6 separate regions of the Homo sapiens genome follow, and regions 1, 2, 4, 5 and 6 are each linked to region 3. The links are chromatin contacts, found by Hi-C or POLR2A ChIA-PET in ENCODE. All regions are on one chromosome and are shown on one strand. Each heading gives the region's core, a stretch centred on a gene start or an enhancer-like site at or near the end of the contact. The rest is flanking DNA. Distances are from core to core; before and after follow the strand shown.

Region 1 (3,231 bases), core at 732-3,231, 5.4 Mb before region 3:
CTATACTAGATGTCAGAAATCAGTGGTGAACAAGACAGACACCTCATGAAGCTCACATTCTAGTTGGAGGAAAAAACCTTAACAAGGAAGCAAAAGAAATAAAATACTAAGAAACTAAAAGGGTGCTGGACACAGTTACTTTACAGTGGTTAGGAAGGTCTCTCTCTGTTCTTCCAGGACAGAATATAGCCCCATCTTGCCTGGGCTACTGCAACATATTGCCTTCCCTACCTCTTTTCTTACACCTTGCAATCTGCTTCACACAGCAGTCAAAGTGACTCTTTAAACATGAAAGCCTTTGTCACATGTTCCCTGTCAATCTAAAATAATTTAAAAGGTCAGAATCTAGTTTAAAGAGAGTTTATTCAAGCACAAAGGTTGAGGATGGCCTGCCCAGGAAGCACAGAATGGAAAAATATGTCTGTCTTAAAAAAGATGGAAGTCAGTGTTCCAAAGTGTGAAAGGTTGGGTTCAGTGAGGTTTAACAGAATTTCAACATCTTTCTATGCAAGGCTTAATGCACAGTTACAATGATCTGAGTAGTTAAGGTGGTCTTTTTCCTTCAAGAAAGGTACATTTAACATCACATCCTGCAGATGTAACTGTCATGGGGTCAGTTCAGTTCAGGGCACCATCTAGTCTGAGTTAGGTGCAGGACAATAAAGGAGGCTGTCTATTACAAACATCAGTAATTGAGAGGGAAGAAATCTGGTCTCTGCTCTTTCCTAGTCATTACAGAACAAGAACAATGAGGAAGAGAATTAAGCTATAATTCTAAGAAGCAGAACTACAAAACATGCTACATGGACTCAGACCACAGCCACATCTCTCTCAAAGCTTCAAGTATTTGGGAGGTTCCAACAGCTTTTAGGTTTTATTTATTTTCACATTCCATTGCAATCAGAATCAGACTAAATTGCATTCAGCAAAAAAGTTTTTTGAAGCCGGGGGCGGTGGCTCATGCCTGTAATCCCAGCACTTTGGAAGGCTGAGGAAGGCAGATCACCTGAGGTCAGGAGTTCAAGCCCAGCCTAACCAACATGGTGAAACCCTGTCTCTACTAAAAATACAAAAATTAGCCGGGTGTAGTGGGCGCCTGTAATCCCAGCTACTGAGGAGGCTGAGGCAGGAGAATCACTTGAACCTGGGAGGCAGAGGTTGCAGTGAGCCGAGATCGTGCCACTGCACTCCAGCCTGGGTGACAGAGTGAGACTCCATCTCAAAAAAAATAATTTTGAACACCTACATTAGGGCACTGCTCAATGGGAATGAATAGACAATATCTCTGCCTTAAAAGAGCTTATATTTTAGTGAGAGGAAATGAGAAAATACACACTATTTAAAAAAACAATTCAGTCGATAAGAAGGGCATTAGAGAAAAAGACTGGGAGGAGTGATGGGCAATGGTTCAGGCTGCGATGTTTTAAACCGCTCACGTGATCTAGCCCTTCCTAACCACCAGTCCTGTTGCCCTCCCGCCTCAGTATATTTCAGTCCCTTACATGCAATACTCTTCTCTCTTTATTAGGCTTCTGCAGATGTTTCCCTCTGCCTGAACCCTTTCTTCAGCTCAGCTCAAATACCCCCTTCCTCTGGGAAAACTTTCCACAAGGCTAGATTTCTATTCTAGGCTTCCGCGACACCTGCCCCTCACCTTCAAACACCGCTCATATTCTGACTTTACATCCCGCTTGTATCTGTTTATCGCTCATAATATCAAGTAAGCTCCATGCGGGCACAGCTATGATCTGCTTTCTTTGCTGCCGACCCTGCGCCCAGCACGGAGACTGTAGTTACTACTAGGACCTCGCCTACCCGCGGAACACACTGAGAGCCGGAAGTGTTGCCTTAGCTCCGGACGACCGGATGGGGAACGGCGCGGCCCATCGGGCAACCGGAAGCATAGCGTTCCTGTCCGGAAGTCCTGAGAGGGAAACGCCCGCAAAGGCTGGTTTTTAAGCGGGAGCATCTCTTCACTCGCAGCAAGTGCGCGTGCGCTGCCTCTCAGCCCAAATTGGAAACATGGCCGTACGGTCGCTGTGGGCGGGCCGGCTGCGGGTGCAGCGCCTACTGGCCTGGAGTGCCGCGTGGGAGAGCAAGTAAGCATTGCAGGCGGGGAGTCGGGAGCGTGAGGACTCTGAGGGGCTAGCGAGCCAGCCGGGGTGGTTGTGGGCTGGAAGGCGAGAGCTATCTGAGCGTAGGCCAGGGGACCAAGCTTCTCGGCCTCTACGACCGTGCACTCACGGCCCCATTTTACAGACGGGGAAACTGAGGCCATCAGCCGTGCCTCTTTCTTAGGCCGAGGAAGGTAAGGAGATCCGAGGTCATGCATGGCCTGGAAGGTGAGAAGTCTCTTAAGCCCCCAAGGGAGGGATGTACCACTCTCCCGGCCTCTTCTCCCAGCCTGTGGTACCTGTGGGTAAATTTGGGTTCTCTCCCCTCACTCCGTGTGACCTAAGGCCAGTCCTTTCTCCGTTATCCGGGCACTGTTGTACCTGTCAGTAAAAGGAGGCCGCTGAACTTGTTTCTCCAAACGGCCATTGCATCAGCCTTCGGAAGACAAGTTCCATCGGCAGCTTTTATTGGTCGCTTACGAGGCCGACTGCAGAATTATGGGTGGTTCTTTTTATTATTACCCATTTAGTAGTTAAGGAAAGTGAGGTTTAGAAAAGTTGAGTAACTTCCAAACTTAAATATTTGGGAAGTGGTGGAACCCGGGCTGGAAACCAGTCAGGGCGTTGGAATCGGCGCTCTTATTTAATGAGCGATGTTAATTAATTTTCTCAGAGACTGTTGCCCCTACACTGTTTCTTCCTGGGATAGAGAATAAAAATAGTTGAGTACGAGGTAGGGTTGGACCTCTGAATAGTAAAGTAAGCTACGGGAGAATCTGGTAAATGTGCTTAACTACATATGTCACCCTTTTTACCTTAACACACCTGACCCAACATCCTACCCTAGCACCTAAGTGAGAGGTTGCATTCAGGGTTTCGGGACTTGGTTTTGCTTACCGTTCTCAAGTCTTTTTGGCAGCTTGTTGGTGATGTAAGGAAATGACCAGAAGAAAAATGGTTCCTTCTGGTAAGCTGTCTCCCTACTCCAGTTCTGAAGCAGTAGGAATTGAGATTGGCCACAACTCCCCAACCCTATTTCTTGGTCTAAGCTTTGGCCATTTTCCCTTTGAACTGGCCCTGAGAATTTTTTTTTTTTTTTTTTTTTTTTTTTTTTTTT
Region 2 (3,194 bases), core at 423-2,922, 5.0 Mb before region 3:
CCGCCTTCTTGCCTTCATCCAGGCAGTGCCCTCATCTCCTGTTTGGTAAACAACAGGGCATGATGATGAGAGTTCAAGGTTGGAGTCAGGAGGTCTGAGTTCTGGTTCTGGCTCAGGCAGTCACTCCATGTACACATTGACAGTCAGTTTCCTTATCTGTATAATGTGTGGTGGTGGTGGTGGCAGAGAATCAAAATTCTCCAGCTTTTTCAGTTAACACATCATCTATTAAGTGCCTACTATGTGCCAGAAACGGCAGATACAGCAAGTGCAAAAGCAGATTTAGGCCCTGCTTTCATGGTGTTAGAGTCTTGTAAGGAGAGATACAAAGATTAAGTCTTCATTGCAACAAATGTAAAACGGCAACTGTGACCAGCTTTTAGAGAAAAAAGGCCTGCTGGTGGAGCTAAGGGAGCCCATGATGGTGGAGGTGGAAGGAGAGGAAATGGCTTGACAGTCCAAGGGGTAATAGGGAAAGATGCCCCGAAGAGATTACTAGGTGAGTGGCAAGCCCGTTGTGAGCGGGCCTGCGGAGGCTGGCAGGAGCCCAGCCCCTTCATGCATTGTGGGCATTGGTAAGAGAACTCATTGGAGTTTTTTGGGGGAAGGGTGCTGGGGACGATGGCAGAGAGAGATATATGATCAGGTTTAGCACAGAATATAGGCAAACGCACCCTTCAAGTAAAAGATAAAAATGCCTCCTCCTCCAAGGAGACTTCCTTGATTTCTTTGCTTTTGATCTATGGTATTTCTCCCTCCTTCTCTGGCCTTGTAGCCTGGGTAGAGAAACAGTCCTCCAGGGGAGTAAGACCTAAGCTTTCCCTTCCTGCAACTGATGTGCGCTGTAGCTTTGAACGAGGTCCTAGGTATATACATACATACATACATACATACATACATACATACATATATATATACATACATATATATACACATACATATATATACATACATATATATACACATACATACATACATATATACACATACATACATACATACATATATATACACATACATACATATATATATATATATATATATATTTTTTTTTTTTTTTTTTTTTCAGGAGGGATATGAAGAGTGACTTACAGGCGCCCGCCACCATGCCTGGCTAATTTTTTTTGTATTTTCAGTAGAGACGGGGTTTCACCATGTTGGCCAGGCTGGTCTCAAACTCCTGACCTCAGGTGATCCACCCGCCTCGGCCTCCCAAAGTGCTGGGATTACAGGCGTGAGCCACTGCGCCCGGCCTTCGAACGAGGTCCTATTCCTTCTCGAGCCTCAGTTTCCCCAGCTGTGCAGAAGAAGCAGGTTGTCTCGCAGGACCCGCCCAGCGCTAACGCAACGTGATTCGCTCTGGCAGGAGCCGGGGGCTGCCCGCATTGCTGCGCAGGCATCGGGCTGCTGGCTGGGGCACCGCCACCTGGCTGCCTGCGCTTTACCCCTTGCTGAGGGCTGCGTGAGCTGGTCGCGGCGCCAGACACGGCGCAGGAAAGTGGGTGAGCGACCCCCGGCTCCCGCGGGCGCCGCGCGGCCCCGCCCCCGCAGCTAGCGGCCCTGCGGCAGCCGGGGGCTCGAGCTCCGCCCTCCGCCTCCCGCCGGCCTCACTCCCTCCTCCCTCCTCCCTTGCTCGCTCGCTGGCTCCCTCCCCCCGGGCCGGCTCGGCGTTGACTCCGCCGCACGCTGCAGCCGCGGCTGGAAGATGGCGGGGAACGACTGCGGCGCGCTGCTGGACGAAGAGCTCTCCTCCTTCTTCCTCAACTATCTCGCTGACACGCAGGTACGGCCGGCTGGGGCTGCGGGCCCGGGGCCAGGGGTGCTGAGCTGCGGGGGCCGCAGCTGCAGCCGCGGAGGCCGGGAGGCAGCGGTGGGAGCCCTGGGGTAACTGGGGGTTCCAGGCTGCAGAGCCCCCCTTCCAGGCGCCCTGCGATGCGCTCCGTTACCGGGGCAGGGAGCCGGAGGTCTCCCGGCGCGTGCCGGAGCGCTGGGGGCGCTACGGCCGCTGGGGAGGGTCTAGCCTTGGCCGCTTGGAGTCTGCCACCCCGCGGGCAAAACTGGGGGGTACCGCGCTTCCTTTGGGAGGTGGAGGCGCGCCACGGTGTGGGGTACCCTCAGGCTGGCGCTGGGTGCTGGAGGCGCGCCGTCAGCGCCCGGCACTTGCTGCCGTACTTTCACGTGGACTTGTGGCCCCGGCACGGGTGCATGCCCGGGTCTCCGGAGTCCCCTAGTCCTCCAGGCTGTAGTCCCCAGAGTGCTGTTGCTGGCCCCCCGCGGCTTTCTACCCGCGCCCGCAGCGCGGAGTTTCCTGCCAGTTGCCGGCTAAAGGCATAAGGGTCTGCGGGGCACGTGGACATGCGGGCGGAGACAGCGTCTTCCTGGTTTCGCTATCGGGCGGAGCCCCCTGGGGGGAAAAGCCAGGCTGGATGGGGGCGGAAGGACTGTCTGGGGGCGCCTGGGTCCCCCTGCGGTGCGCGGCCCCGGTGCGCGCTCCACGATGCAGGGGGAAGGGAAGGCGAGGCGGAGTCCCAGGCACTGGCTGAGCCCGGGAGCCCCACTGGCGACACGCGCGTGACAGGAGAGGGTGCTCTGGTGTGCCGGGGCGCGGGGGAGCGAGGAAGCTGGTGGCTTGGAGACTGGGAGAGGGGTGCTGCTGGGACAAGCAGCCACCAAAAATGTCAGCACGAGGCGTGCGCGGCCCCCACCCCTTCCCCCATTTTCCCCACCCAATGCCTGTTGCAAGCATAAAGTTTGGCTCCAGAGTTAGGGCTTTTTCTCTGGGCGCCCGGCTGCGGGTCATTGGGAAGCTGAGGATGCGGCGGAACCTCGGAGGAGCCCCGGGTGCTGGCACACGCCTGGGCACGGAGAGGGGCGGCCGGGCGGAACCGGGCGCGGCTCGCGGGGGCTGGTTTGGTACCTGGAGTGGGAGCGCCGGTGCCGGCCCGTTTTGCATAACAGTGGAAGGGAGGGGGAAGGCGGAGATTGGGGGAGGGAGGTGGGAGGAGAGAGAGGGAAACTTTGCTTCTTGTTATAATCTGCCTGTCTTTGGGCGGCAGCAGCTGTCATGGGACCGGGTGGGCGGGGAGAGGCTTGCAAGCTGACTCCTTGCGGTGAAACGCGACTTGGAAGGGACGCCGCAGCCGAGACGTTCAGCTCCGGGCAGCGACTTCGGGCTGGCGGCTGGGACGGCGTGG
Region 3 (3,369 bases), core at 218-2,717:
ATTCTTGTTTTGGAGATGGCCAACATTCCAGGCTGTTATGTTATGTGAGCACGTGGGATCACAGCCAGTCAGAAGCCAGGACTTCTCCAAGTGAAGTCATAAGCACCAAAGGGATCTTGCTAGACACGCAGATTTCTGGGTCCAGTCCCAGACCGAGCCTGATTCCTAATACTTTGGCATCTGCGTTCAAAGAAGTCTTCCCTTATCACCCAAACAAAAGTAGCCCATCTAGTCTAACTGATTACCACAGTTTAACTATTGTCTTCATAGATACTAGACAATAATTTATTACTTGTTTATTGTCTCTTTCCCCACCTTAGAATAAATTCCATGAGGATAGGGACTTTGTTAGCCTAGTTTATACCAAACCCGTTTCCTAGAACCCTGCAAGGCCCCCACAGTACGAGGTCAGTAAGTATTGAATCGAATGTACACTGAAGTTTGAAACTGCTGTCATACACTGCTCCTTCATTTTACAATAGAGAAACTGAGGCCCACGAAGCTGGAAGTCACTGCTGCAGAGATGGTAAGGGGGCAGGGCCAGGATAAAATCTCAGATCTCAGAAGTCCCAATCCAGGGACGGTTCAACTCCGCCCAAAGCAATTCTTTAGAAAAAAAACGACATCCACTTGAAAGAAAAGACATTTCCTGCCCATAAATACAAGGTTTCGCGGCGGGGAGAAGGGCCTGGCCTGGGTGAGGGCTTTAGTAATTCCGTTCCCACTTCCTAGGCGCCGGCTGCCCGCAAGGGCTAAAGACTCGCTTTCCAGGCCCGGAGTTGAACCCATCTCCGGGTAGTGTCGAGGCCAGGCCCAGCGGCGGCGAGGCGCGGAGCACAACCCACTGAGGTGCGGACGGCTCACCCAACCAAGGTCACCCGGGCGGGGACCGAAGGGGCCAGGCCCGCCGGGCACAGGGGAGGGGGCGGCGTTGGCGCGTCCTCGGGGCGGATGAGGGTCCTCCCTTCGGCCTCCTAGAAGTCAGGAATGACACTAATGGCTCCTTCCCCTGAATCTGACACCCAGCCTAAAGAGCACGAGCAGGCCCGGCAGGCCGCGTGGCCGGGTCCCATGTGCTCCACCTGAGGCCGCTCTCACGCGCTGGCCCTTTAAGATACCTCCCCTCCTCGCCCAGCCTTCTCTCCTATCCCCGTCAGCGCCCCCACCGACAACTCCCGAATTGCATCAGGCACGTGCTCGCCCCCGTCCGGTCTGAGCGTCCCTACCCCCAGCCCGGGAGGTGCTCTGAGGAATCGGAGACGAGGGGCGGGGCGAGGGGCAGGACCGCGTAGCCGTGCGCGCGCCGTCCCGCCGCCTCCTGCCCGCCCGTCGCCCAGGGCCCGGCCAGCGGCGCGCCCCCGCTGCGCCGTCCCCTCCCCTCGCCCGCCGCGTCGTGAGGCGCGCGCCCGCCCGCCGCCTGCCGCGGATCGCGTGGTCTGCTTGGCTCGCCGCGCCTCTCCCCCGTCCGTCCATATTGCTGCAGCCCCCGAGCCGGGAAGCCCGGGCCGCCCCGGGGGCGGGGGGGAGGGAGGGACGGGACTAGAAGCCTGCCGGGCTCGGGGTGGGGGCGTCTTGCGAGGAACGGGCGGGGGGGGACGCACGCCTAGGAGGCCTGGACTGCAGAGTGGGGGGCCTTCCTCCCCCCCCGCCCCGCTAGTGGGCCTCGGATTTACGGCGGCTGCATCTAACTGGGAGGGGGCCGCACCTCGCGTGAACCCCGACCCTTCTCTGCAGGGACTGGGGCCCAGCGCCCCGGAGGAAGGCGTCGCGGGCGCTCTGCTAGCCAAGTTCGAGGCGGGGGAGGCAGCCTCGGGCGCGCCCGGCTTCTCCGGGGGGGCGGGCGCGCAGATGGCCACTCAGGTGGAGCCGCTGCTGCCTGGGGGCGCCACGCTCTTGCAGGCCGAAGAGCACGGGGGGCTGGTGAGGAAGAAGCCGCCGCCGGCGCCCGAGGGCAAGGGCGAGCCCGGGCCAAACGACGTCCGCGGGGGGGAGCCGGACGGCAGCGCTCGGAGACCCCGGCCGCCCTGCGCCAAGCCGCACAAGGAGGGCACCGGGCAGCAGGAGCGCGAGAGCCCGCGGCCGCTGCAGCTGCCCGGCGCCGAAGGCCCGGCCATCAGCGACGGGGAGGAGGGCGGCGGCGAGCCAGGCGCTGGCGGAGGAGCTGCCGGAGCCGCGGGCGCGGGGCGCCGGGACTTCGTGGAAGCCCCCCCGCCCAAGGTGAACCCGTGGACTAAGAACGCATTGCCGCCGGTCCTGACCACCGTGAACGGACAGTCCCCCCCAGGTGGGTCTCCCTCCTTGCCCTCCTGGGTCCGGGGGCCTCTTCCGGGGACATGGGAGTCCCCTCCCCCAGCACCTCCAGGGCCCCGGGGTCTGCTACCGGTCATGGTGACTCGGGACTTTTTAAAATTGCCTCCTGGTTGATCCTGGTCGCCGCGCCCTCCCCCCCACCGTACACTCAGGGACCTGCCCCTGCCCGAGGGCCCGGCCTCCGGGAGGCTACGGCCACCGCCTGGGCCGCAGCGGTTAGTGGGCAACGGTGTGGTTCGGGCCTACCTCGTCGGCAGAGGGTGGGCGCTGGTTTCAGTGAAACGATCCCCACCGCATGCTGGTGTAAGAGACGGTTTCTGGTTTGAACCTTCCTCTGGAAGCCCCTCTTCCCACCCCGCCCGGCGCTCCCCGTTTTGGTAGCGTTGCGAGCGTCCCCATGTTGTAAATGTTTAATGAGCATATGTCACGGGCAACCCAGTGCCCGGCGCGGAGTACATGCTGGCCGCACGGATGCGGGGATTAAAAGTTAACAAGTTTTGTTCTCGGGGAGATGAAATTGGGCTTTAGAATCGCCATTTGGAGACGGGTTGAGGGGTCAGTTGTGGGGAGAAGAAACCCATCGTGTCATCGAATTCGGTGGTTTCCCTCCCCGATCCCGGGCACCTTCCGCCTTAAGAAGGAGCCCGATGGCGAGTGTGCTGGGGGAGCCAGTTAGGAGGTTGGCGGAAAATGTGAGGCGGGTGAGGGGCCTGCGGCGACTTGAGGGGCGTGTGGCGGCGGGGGAGGGAGTGGCCGGCCTGGGCGGGCGGGTGACAGTTGGGCGCCATGCGCCGCGCCGGCGGCCCGCGGGCCGCTCGGCCTCGGCGTTCGGTGCGGGCCGCGGCGCTGGGGGTGGCAGGAGGGTGCGGGCCCGCGGCGCGGCCCGAGTGTGCGTGTGCGCGGCGCGGGTGTGTGCGCGTCCCCCCTTCCCAGCATTCCTCTGCAGCCGGGACAACGTGGTGCCTCCCCGCGCGGGGAGCGGCATGTGACTGCCGACCGGCGCTCCGCGAGTCCTCCCTCTCCCTCCTCCGCGTTTTGGTCCTTTTGGACCGTGCCCCT
Region 4 (3,482 bases), core at 951-3,450, 5.7 Mb after region 3:
CCCAAGTGTTGTGGGAGAGACCGGGTGAGAGATCACTGAATCATGGCGGCAGTTTCTCCCATACTGTTCTCCTGGTAATGAATAAGTTTCACGAGATCTCATGGTTTGATAAAGGGAAACCCGTTTTGCTTGGCTCTCATTCTCTATTGTTGCCGCCATGTGAGAGGTACCTTTCACCATGTTTGTGAGGCCTCCCCAGCCACGTGGAACTGTTAAGTCCAACAAACTTACTTCTTTAGTAAATTGGCAGGTCTGGGCTATGTCTTCATTGGCAATGTGAAAACAGATTAATACAATGTCCTACTGCCCAAGCTTAAAATCCTCCAATGCAGTACCGTCCAAAAATTCAATACAGCACCATCTAAGAGAAATACAATGCTAGTCCCACATGTAATTTTATGTTTTCCAGTAGTCACATTAAAAAAGTAAAAATAAACAGGTAAAATTACTTTTACAAGATTTTATTTAATGTAATATATCCAACATATTATAATTGCAAATTTGAATTAGAAAAAAAACAACTCTGTCTTTAAAAGTTGATATGGGTTTTACACTTATTTAAACTAATCACATTTCCAGTCTCAATAACCACAAGTGGCTAATAACTATCATAACGAATAGTGACACCTGGGTGCGATGGTTCACACCTGTAATCCCAGCACTTTGGGAGGCCGAGGCGGGCGGATCACCTGAGGTAAGGAGTTTGAGACCAGCCTGGCCAACCTGGCGAAACCCCGTCGCTACTAAGCATATACAAAAAAATCAGCCAGGCGTGGTGGCGTGCACCTGTAATCCTAGCTACTCGGGAGGCTGAGACAGGAGAATCACCTGAACCCAGGAGGCCGATATTGCAGTGAGCTGATATTGCGTCACTGCACTCCAGCCTGGGCGACAGAGCTAGACTACGTCTCAAAAAAAAAAAAAAAAAAATGACGCTCCAAAGGATTTTATCATTCGTACTCTAAAAACTGACATCTTTTTAACACACCTACACGGTCCACCATGGTCTGGCACCTGCCTACCTTCCAGCCTCACCATTACAACTATCCCCGCTTCCTTCTCTACTAACTACATAGACCTTCTTGTAGTTCCTCTAGTTCCTCTAACAAACCGTGCTCCCTGTAGACACTGGGCCTTTACACAAGCTCTTTCCCAGTGGAAAGTGCTCAATGCCTGGGGGTCTACGATGCTTCTCAAAGGTGTTCTCTTCTATGTCTGACCTATAGAAAACCTCCACATATATTTGTGTAACATATAAACTGATGGCCTAAATATACTGCGAAGAGAAGCACAACAACGGTAAATTTAATCTTTATTAAAACAGCTACCATTTCTCGAGCCTACCGTGTATCACCTCATCTAATCTTCACAATAAGCCCAGTAGATAGGTCTGATGAACACCATTTTACAGTGAAGAAACAGGTTCTGAGAGGTAAGATCCTCAGCCAAGAACACATTGTAGTAAGAAATAAGGACTTCAAACACAACTCTGACTCCAAAGTCAGTTCTCTAAACCAGTATGTTATACTTGTCCACAGAACATTGGCTTCTGGGCCTAAAATATTAAAAACTAAAACTGAATAAAGTATTATAGTCACCAAGTTGTACGCACTAGTTTCCGTCGCTGTGGAGGGACCTATTTTCTCCAACTAAAAACAGTAATAGCTCCCACTTACTGAGGGCTTACGTAAGACACTGTTTAGCGCTTTACTTACATAGATGTTTTCATTTATACCCGCATGATACCCCACTGAAGTCGGATCATCTCGACTTAACAGGAAAAACTGAAGCTCAAGTAAATTTTTCTGGCGAGGAAATACAGTCTGTCAATTTGGGTACTGGAAGCAGCTTTCCCTGCTCGCAGTCCGGGGATTGCTCAAGGTCTTCGAGGCACCGCCACAAAGGCGACACTCTCATAGTTATCCCGACTGTTTCCCTGAAGACGCAGGCCTGGCCTGGCAGGGCACGAGTGCCATGAATGGGTCTCAGGACAGTGGCTTTTCGGTCCCCCGTCCTCGCTCCCTCAACACCTGAGGGCTCATCACCCCCGTGAAGATATATCCAATAATTAGGAGCCTTCGACTCATTTTCTCAGGTTCCCCAACTCCCCGTCGCCCGCAAGTTCTAACAATATTTTCTTACCCAGCCCCGCCGCAGCTAGCCCCAAGTCCATCCGACAGAATCCAAGCCAATCTCGTAATGTTTACTTCCGGCTTTTCGCCTAATTCCGGCGGCCACTGCGGTAACTTCCGGATGACCGGCACATGCGCACTAATTTCCTGGCGGGGCCGGGGGCGGAGGGGGGCCCTCCAGTGCTCCTGCGCCGTGGGAAACGCGAGAACTCTAGCTGCTGCGTATCGCGCTATTTACCCGGCTTGTGGGGAGTTTCAAGTTGGGCGGCTACTTTTTGGCTTCTATTTAGGAGCTTTCTTTTAGAATCGGAGAATTTTAGGAAGTTAAAAAAAAAAAAAAAAGACCAGAACAGACAAGAGCTTAAGCCTCACCAGGGGACTATGAAATGAATGGGGAAGTTGGTGACGTATCAGCTTAAAAAAAAAAAAAAAGCAGTTAAACTTGGCACTAATTAGTAGCCAGGCTGTGTAACATGCTGGGGATTTGGTGAACAGTGTCTTCCCTCAGATTTACATCAGAGTGCGAAAGACACCGAAACAACTATTCAGATTTAGCAGCTGTGAAAAGTTGCTATGAAAAGAATACCAGGTGCTGTGAGAACATAAGGCATGTTATCATTAGAAAAAAATACGACAATTTCCATTTTGGAGAAACAGTATCTATGCTATCCCATCCCTTCTTTAAAAGTATACATGTGAAATAAAACACTGGAAAATAAACTAATTTTCGTGGTAGAATTTCTTGTGATTTTTTTTTTTCTTTGTGCTTTCTATTCTGGTTGTTCTCCCCCTCCCCCCCATAACGTGTATCCTTTTTGAATGTAAAAGTAAAAGTAGCTACCATTCCTGCCTCAATAAAATAGCCCAACATAATAGAATCTATTTTTTTCGTATTAAGAATTTGCAATACCTGGAGTTTAGGAACATAAATATTAATTTTGCTTTTACAGGGCAGTAGATGAAGAAACAGTGTCAGAGACTAGCGTGAAAGTGAATAGAGTCTATGAATCACTCAGGCTTTGTTTTTTTCCACTTAAAAATATTCCTGAAATTTGCTTAGGAGTGTTAAGGCCTAATTAGCCAAAACCACCAGGAGAGCGCATCTCGAAGAGGAATCAGAAAGCGCAGGACAAGACAGTTGAATCTTTTCTAAGACTTGAGGTCCCTCTGGAGGGTTCTGAGGAAGGTCTAGGAAAGCCGGGATTGGTTCTGGATGGGTTGCTGTTTGTAAAGAAGGATTGGGAGAAACTGATTAGGGACTAAGTGCTGTTATGAGTGAGGGTGGTTTAGCAATTGAGTATTTCCAGTAATAGGAATAGCAAAGCTGGTCTGAGGGCATCATTAGTAAGA
Region 5 (3,412 bases), core at 734-3,233, 5.2 Mb before region 3:
ACACCGCCTCCTGCAGCTTTATTCTTGGCTTTTCAAAGGTTTAATCCACTCGGGGCTGCTAAAGGAGGAATCAAGGAAGCATAATTTGTGAACTCAAGCTGAGAAAAGGGCAGGAATATGGGGTTGAGTCACGTCGTTCCGCCATTTTCTAAGCGGAGGAGGAAGACATGTTGGAACAAAAACACAACAAAAGAGCAGCCATTTCCCAAGCCAGCTCCAATAGCAACTCGAACTGACACTGCCGGGTCGCTTCGGCACCTTCAAATCCACTTCACTGGACAAACCTAAGTACATCAGAAGTGCCGCCGTAAAAAAGGCAGCAGCCAACCCTTCCGCGTAGGGATCAAAGATGACCTGCACGCATAACTGCAAATGAAAGCCTCGGGAAGAGTGAGAATGACGGAAGCGAAATGGAGCAGTGTAATACAATGAAATAAGTTGGCAAACTGAAATTTACTCAGTAATTGAGATGACTGACTTACAGGAAACCACCAGCTATAGGGAACCCAGGTAACTAAAACACCAAGACCCGGATTCAGCTGGTCTCATTACCTGCCTCTACCCACTTCCCCATTCCGTGCTTCCCTCAGCGGATCGCCTATATGCACCGGGTTCTTACCGTATGTGGGGGATGCCAACCCCACCTTGAAGAATCTTATAGAGCTTGCTCTCGTACAGCAACTGGGGATGCCTGGCCTTCTGAGATTCTAGCTTCACTGCCACTTCCTGCAGGGGAAAGAGGGGATGATGGCATCAACATCCCTACGGATTCAATGTCACTTAGGAAAGGAGGGAGACATTAGCAAAACTCCAAGTCGCGACTACAAGAAGAAGTGAAAAGCTGGAAAGAGAAAGCTCTCGGTAATTATAAAACGAGGCAACCAGCCTCAAAGGCCTCTTCAGGGGGTAGTGACGAAATCCGTACGTCCTCTAAAGTGCAGGAAAATGATTCATCCAGAAAAAAGAGGCAACCTCTGAACGTAGTGAGAGGTTTTTAAGGAACTAGGCGATCGGAAACTGTTCTAATTGGAACAAGAGGCCCAGTAGAATTAAGAATTAAAAAAAAAAAAACATGGGAATCACTGAAAGAGGATTTTGCCGTTTCCACCTTAAAAGACGGTTAAAAAAAAAAAAAGCTCGACTAAGGGACATTTATGGGACGTGTTTAACAAGGTGGGAAACTAGTTCCCCCAACCTTTCTATCGGGTTCTTGACCCTTTTAGGGAGACAGCGGACGAGGTTCGTAAGCCAGGAAAACTAGCTCCCTGGACTCCCTGGCGAGTGCGTGCGATGAGGAGAGGCCCGAGCACTTTGGGGGTGCACGGTGGTGGTGGGGGGAATGAGTAAAAGCGCAGCGTTATCGTGAACCCCACCCCAGATGATTACCTCGCCGTTGGTGATGTTGATCGCCAAATAGATGTCCCCGAAGGAGCCAGACCCGATCTTCCGTACCAGTTTATATTTCCCTCCGACAATGAATTCAGCCTTGGAGCCGCTGCTACTCGCCATCCTGAGAGACGAAGATGGAGGCTGGGGCCAAGCCCCGACACCTCTGGGAAGAGGACGGAGGCCTCGGGGCTCCTACACTAGGCAAGGCTACGGAGGAGGGCGGCAGGAAACGGAACACGGAGGCCTTTACCGGGGTTCGGGGCCCAGAATCAGCAGAGGGGAACCTGATCACCGCCGCTCAGTCAGGTTTCTTTTTGCCAGGCCGCAGTTTGTGAAGGGCTTCTCGGCGGTTACCAGGCTGGGCCACTTGTTTCTCGGCGGCCGCCGCTGCCTCGCTTGCGCGGCGACGTCGCGGGCTGGAAAAGGGGCGCGGTGAGCTAGGGCGGCGATACCGCTGCCACCACTGCCGCCGGCTCCGGCCCAGAGGGACCCCTGTCACTCCGCGGACGACGCCATCTTGTTACTCCAGCTCCAGCCAACACAAAATGCCCCCAGTCCCCGGGAGCCGCTTCTTCACGGCGCAGAGCACTCTGGGAAAGGGATCTCGGGCGCTCGCTCCGAAGGATCGGCAGCGAGAGGGCGGAACCGGATCCGTGAGAGTCGCGGCCCACGCTCCGAGCGTCACCCTGTCACCGCCCAGCTGCGCATGAGCGCTGCAACTCCTGCTGACTGCGCAGGCGTGCCGCGGCCTGTCCTCACCCCCGTCCCGGGCTCTCTTCCACTTCCGGTCGGCGGCGGCTCAGCAGGTGTTACCTGTTACTCGCCTCGGACCCGCCGGGTCTCTGGAAGGCTGAGTGGCCCCCCGGCCTTGATATTGGGAGGAGTCACCTTCATGTTTCGTGGCAGATGAAAGCTTAAGGCCTCCTTAGGAGTTGGGTATTGACCTGTGCTCTTTGAGGCGGTTTTTAACCTTTGATCTTTCTTCTGGCCGTTCCCCCGGACCGGCCTATTCCAACCCAGTTTCTGTTTGGAAAGAGGCTGTCGCCTCTGGTGGAGAGGAAGAGAAAAGCAGCCAGCGTCGAGGAATCTCTCAGGGCTCTCGGTTGTAGCAGAGCCTAGCTAATTACCCTTCATAATTAGAATTGTCCTATCTACTACGGAGTGTTATAGACCCTCTTTCCACAGGAGGGGAAGAAAGAAAGAAGCCGGAATCCCCCTGCCATCCTATGTCTTTGCATTATTGCCTCACTACCACATATGATCTTCAGAAGAAAACCTGGTATGTTGCTCATAATGAAGATTAAGGATAGATGGAATCAACAGAAAATTAATTTAACAAGAGTGAAAAAACTGTTATGTCCCCTCAACCCCACCAAAAAAAAAAAAAAAAAAAAAAAAAAGAATCGTATGTTGGTCTTGTTGAAAACCTCAGTATTAACCTGAACAGAGTAGAGGTAACTATTACAAAATTTAATTGACAACATTTAAAACTACACGGTAATTTTTTTCTTTTTTACAAAAAATCGATCAGAGAATCAAATTTTGACCACGTTTTGTTTTACAAAATTTGACCTGGGAAAATTGGGCTTAGTAATAATAATGTTCACGAAAGAAAACTCCATGGTTGATGCTATCATCTTAAGTCAGACCTCAGTCGTAAAAATTTAAGCTAAGCCTATCCTAAATAAAATTTAATTAAAATAGAAATGGGGGGCGGGCGCAGTGGCTCACGCCTGTAATCCCAGCACTTCGGGAGGCCGGGGCGGGCAGATCACTTGAGGTCAGTTGTTCGAGACCAGCCTGGCCAACATGATGAAACCCCGTATCTACTAAAAATACAAAAATTAGCCGGGTGTGATGGCGCACACTTGTAACCCCAGCTATTCGGGAGTCTGAGAATCGCTTGAACCCGGGAGGCGGAGGTTGCGGTGAGACTAGATCACGCCACTGTACTCCAGCCTGGGCAACAGAGAGACCCTGTCTCAAAAAAAAAATAATTAATTAAATAGAAATGGGAGAAAAA
Region 6 (2,997 bases), core at 176-2,675, 5.4 Mb after region 3:
AAATGTGGTTAAGCCAAATTTGTAGATGAACTCAACCTTCTTGTCCTTAATACATAAACTGAATCCCAGGTGTTAGAAGTTACTTGAACATTTTTATGCTACACCACCTTGACATTAAAGGATTTTTTAAAAATCTCCAATCTCTTCTTTAAACTTTTCTTAAACTATCATTAAAATTAGCAAAATATGCTTCTCTGTTGAATGGTTAACCTAACGGGAATGACTTCTAACCGTAAGAATTACAGTTAAAAGGTTCATTTTAACAAATGCTCTTCCCCCTGTAAGGAGTGACAGGTAACCTTTTGGGAACCCCAATGTACACACCCCTTTCTCCAATCCCGCTAAAGTTAAACGTTAGAGGACAGACAAGTGCCTCCTCGCAAGCAATGCCCCCCGCCCCCCCGTCCCCCCGTCCAACACTCCGTTCTCTGCAAAAATCCATCTGCATCTTGCATTAACCCACCCGCCCAGTGACGGTGACTCCAGGCCAAGTCGCAGAAGAAGACCAGGCGTGAGGGGTGAGACCTGTGAGCCCATCTGCACCTGCACCCTCCCACCTGGTGGCACACCTGCCCCGCAGGCGCCCACCTGGGGCCGGGACCGCCCTCTCCCGGTCTCGCGCGCCTGCCCCACTCGGAGCGCGCGCCACGCGCCGCGCAGGACCAGAGGGCGGGGCCCCGGGCAGCGGGGAAGCGAGGGCTCGGGGAGAGGGGGCCGCCCGGGCTCACTCCCTCCCTGGGGACCCAGCGGACCGGAGGGTGCTGGGGGCGGGCGCGGTACCTTTTGGACAGATCCATGAGGACCCCGGAGAAGAGCTTCTCCCCGAAGCGGAACGACACGACAAGCGCGTCCTCAATGATGTGGTCCAGCGTGACCCGCACCTCCGAGCCCGGGATCAGTTGCGACACCGTGGAGTCCCCGCCCGCCGGCGGCACGAGCGCCGGGGCTACGGGCTGAGGCAGCGGCGGCTCCTCGCGCTCCTCGGGAGCCGGGGGCTGCTCCGGCGGCGATGCAGGAGAAGGTGGAAGTTCCGGCCCTCCCTGAGGCGCGGCTGCCGCCGACTCCGCCACCCGAACGGACAGTTTCTCCTCAGCCTCCAGCTCCGGCCCCACCGCCTCTGGGCTGCGGGCGAGCTCCCCCGGCGGCGGCGGTGGCGGCGGGAGCGGCGGCTCGTCGGCCTGAGGAGCGGATTGCTGCCCGTCAGTCTCGCCATCCGGCACAGACGCTTCAGTGGCCGTGACCGGGAGGGGGTCAGTGCCGGCCTCACTGCCGGGGATGGGCTCCATCTCCGGCTCGGCCTCGCCGGCGCCCCCCTCCCCGGGGGACGCTGCAGTCGCTGCCGCCTCTGCAGCCACGGCCGCCATTTTCTTCCTAGCTTCTCCCTCCTCCAACTCCGGCTGCAGCGGCGGCGGCGACAGCGCTGCTTGGTTCCCTGGGCCTTCCCCTCCCTCCCGCGAACACTTTCGTCCCGCCCTTTCCCTGATGCTCGTTTCTGGCACCTCGCCATTGGTTGCATTCTACACCCCTCCCGCACTTTTGATATTCCATTGGCCAGGGATGGACGTCTATCATCTAGTCAGTCCATCCTTCCCACGCAGAGTAGGAACTTCTCATTGGCCAGATGTGTTGTCAAGTGTGGAATCTGAGTGGAGGAATAGGGGGCGGAATCAAAGGGGGCGGGGGAAGTCACAAAAGAGGAGCCATATACTCATCGCCTCTTGCTATTGGCTGGAAGAGGAAATAAAGTTTTATGGTTGGCCTACGCTCCTGCCCATTATCAGCCAGGTCTTTGGAGGTGGGAGAAAGGATGGAATCATGTGGCGTGCCACTTCTTTCAAAGGCGGCCGAGGGGAGGAGTAACAAGGGAATGCGGGAGGGGAACCGCTTCCCAAGAATCTCTGCGCAGAGATCCTTAGAATAAATGTTATTTCTAGGCGCGGACTTCTTGCGGCCGCGTGTGGGCACGACAGGCTTCTTTGGGAAAGACAACTAAAGTTTGAAATACAATCCTACAGACACTTTTTGAGTGCCTACTATGCTAGTCACTGCACTAGGTGCTGGGGAATGGAATGTTCAAGACGTTCTCCATAACCTCATAGCAGCGGGCTCCAGCGGCCATGAGGAGTACGAGGAGTATTTTCCTTGACTTCTAGGAGTATGATGAGTATTTTCCTTGACTTCTCTCCACTTCCTAGGAACAAAGCACCTATTTATTAATATTTCAGAAATAGGAAAATGCTCATGAAAGAAGAGAGACACCATCCTCACTGGATTAAACTGATGACTGTTCCAGGAAGGAGTCTTGAGACATTGCTGGACTGATATGTGAACACTGCTTGTTCTCTCCAAATCCACTTGCAAAGTGGACGCACCTGGTCCCTGCTAAAGCCTTTTTCTTTCCTGGCTTCTCCAATGCCACGAGAACAAAAGATCTCTCACTTCAGTGTCCTGACGCCCCTACTTCTCTTACTTCCACATCAAGTCTTTTCGTTTGTCATCTCTGGAAGAATCTACTGAACCTATTTCTCTCAAATGGCACCACAGAGTCAGCCTTTTTTCTGGGAGAATGCCTGCAGGAGAGAGGGTAGAAAAACTGCTAGCAATGAAAGTAAAAAAAATAAAGTCCTGAAGAATAATTACAGCTAGTGTCTTTTGAGTACCATGTACCAGGCACTAATACAAACACTATAGCATATCATCTCAATCCTTAAAATTTTGAGGCACAAAGAGGGTGCCCAAGGTTACTCGGCTGGTAAATTGCATAGTCAGAATTTCAGTTTTACATGGAAAAGACTGAAAATAGCAATAAACAAATATCACCATATGCTCTGCCTATTTCAAACCAAGTGGCTCGTGGGGAAAGGCCAGTAGAAGATCCCAATCAGGGAAGTTTCAGAATATCATTTAAAAATACAGAAAGAAACAAATGTACTTAGTGTTCATTTTGTACCAGAGATTTTCCCAAAACTCTCACTTAAAATCCTGTGACTTAAATCT

The links. A loop is a pair of places that touch in the nucleus more often than their neighbours do. ChIA-PET counts read pairs that join two places held with the same protein, here RNA polymerase II (POLR2A). Pooled maps may share reads with other maps.
Region 1: a map of CD8-positive, alpha-beta T cell shows a loop between it and region 3 (22-fold over the local background). The contact joins the promoter of GRPEL2 here to the promoter of LARP1 in region 3. A Hi-C loop is called at or near these places in 1 of 168 maps with a recorded cell type or tissue (CD8-positive, alpha-beta T cell), 1 of 37 single-sample maps with no recorded cell type and 11 of 50 pooled maps.
Region 2: a loop to region 3 is called in a pooled map, with 26 times the contacts of the local background. The contact joins the promoter of PPARGC1B here to the promoter of LARP1 in region 3. A Hi-C loop is called at or near these places in 2 of 37 single-sample maps with no recorded cell type and 7 of 50 pooled maps.
Region 4: a map of CD8-positive, alpha-beta T cell shows a loop between it and region 3 (13-fold over the local background). The contact joins the promoter of SLU7 here to the promoter of LARP1 in region 3. A Hi-C loop is called at or near these places in 3 of 168 maps with a recorded cell type or tissue (CD8-positive, alpha-beta T cell and naive thymus-derived CD4-positive, alpha-beta T cell) and 10 of 50 pooled maps. POLR2A ChIA-PET finds 5 or more read pairs at or near these places in 2 of 52 experiments (activated CD8-positive, alpha-beta memory T cell and naive thymus-derived CD8-positive, alpha-beta T cell).
Region 5: a map of CD8-positive, alpha-beta T cell shows a loop between it and region 3 (11-fold over the local background). The contact joins the promoter of CSNK1A1 here to the promoter of LARP1 in region 3. A Hi-C loop is called at or near these places in 2 of 168 maps with a recorded cell type or tissue (CD8-positive, alpha-beta T cell and naive thymus-derived CD4-positive, alpha-beta T cell), 1 of 37 single-sample maps with no recorded cell type and 6 of 50 pooled maps.
Region 6: a loop to region 3 is called in a map of naive thymus-derived CD4-positive, alpha-beta T cell, with 9 times the contacts of the local background. The contact joins the promoter of PWWP2A here to the promoter of LARP1 in region 3. A Hi-C loop is called at or near these places in 2 of 168 maps with a recorded cell type or tissue (endothelial cell of umbilical vein and naive thymus-derived CD4-positive, alpha-beta T cell) and 12 of 50 pooled maps.

What each region holds. Positions count from the first base shown.
Region 1 is chr5:149,343,518-149,346,748 of GRCh38, forward strand. GRPEL2 (GrpE like 2, mitochondrial) reads left to right here and starts at 1,982. Exons shown (of 4, transcript NM_152407.4): 1 at 1,982-2,099. The coding sequence starts at 2,023. It overlaps AFAP1L1 (actin filament associated protein 1 like 1), which reads left to right. Exons shown (of 19, transcript NM_152406.4): 19 at 1-120. RefSeq lists enhancers at 1,665-2,290, 2,291-2,914.
Region 2 is chr5:149,728,638-149,731,831 of GRCh38, forward strand. PPARGC1B (PPARG coactivator 1 beta) reads left to right here and starts at 1,673. Exons shown (of 12, transcript NM_133263.4): 1 at 1,673-1,783. The coding sequence starts at 1,706. RefSeq lists enhancers at 1,272-1,922, 2,161-2,280, 2,291-2,340 and silencers at 1,331-2,010, 2,811-2,910, 2,921-2,970, 2,991-3,080, 3,111-3,194.
Region 3 is chr5:154,753,910-154,757,278 of GRCh38, forward strand. LARP1 (La ribonucleoprotein 1, translational regulator) reads left to right here and starts at 1,468. Exons shown (of 19, transcript NM_033551.3): 1 at 1,468-2,284. The coding sequence starts at 1,849. LOC112267936 (a long non-coding RNA gene) reads right to left here and starts at 1,111. Exons shown (of 2, transcript XR_002956231.2): 1 at 1-1,111. RefSeq lists silencers at 846-995, 1,246-1,585, 1,626-2,035, 2,076-2,155, 2,436-2,545.
Region 4 is chr5:160,416,881-160,420,362 of GRCh38, forward strand. It overlaps SLU7 (spliceosome associated SLU7), which reads right to left and starts at 2,201. Exons shown (of 16, transcript NM_006425.5): 1 at 2,143-2,201. RefSeq lists enhancers at 1,913-1,962, 2,413-2,532, 2,543-2,612.
Region 5 is chr5:149,549,456-149,552,867 of GRCh38, forward strand. CSNK1A1 (casein kinase 1 alpha 1) reads right to left here and starts at 1,984. Exons shown (of 10, transcript NM_001892.6): 1 at 1,387-1,984; 2 at 620-726. The coding sequence starts at 1,509. It also overlaps a transcript of ARHGEF37 not described here. RefSeq lists enhancers at 46-1,245, 1,492-1,551, 1,682-1,741, 1,772-2,441, 2,141-2,934 and 3 more.
Region 6 is chr5:160,118,025-160,121,021 of GRCh38, forward strand. PWWP2A (PWWP domain containing 2A) reads right to left here and starts at 1,426. Exons shown (of 2, transcript NM_001130864.2): 1 at 781-1,426. The coding sequence starts at 1,364. RefSeq lists silencers at 422-841, 962-1,141, 1,242-1,341, 1,502-1,551 and an enhancer at 978-1,477.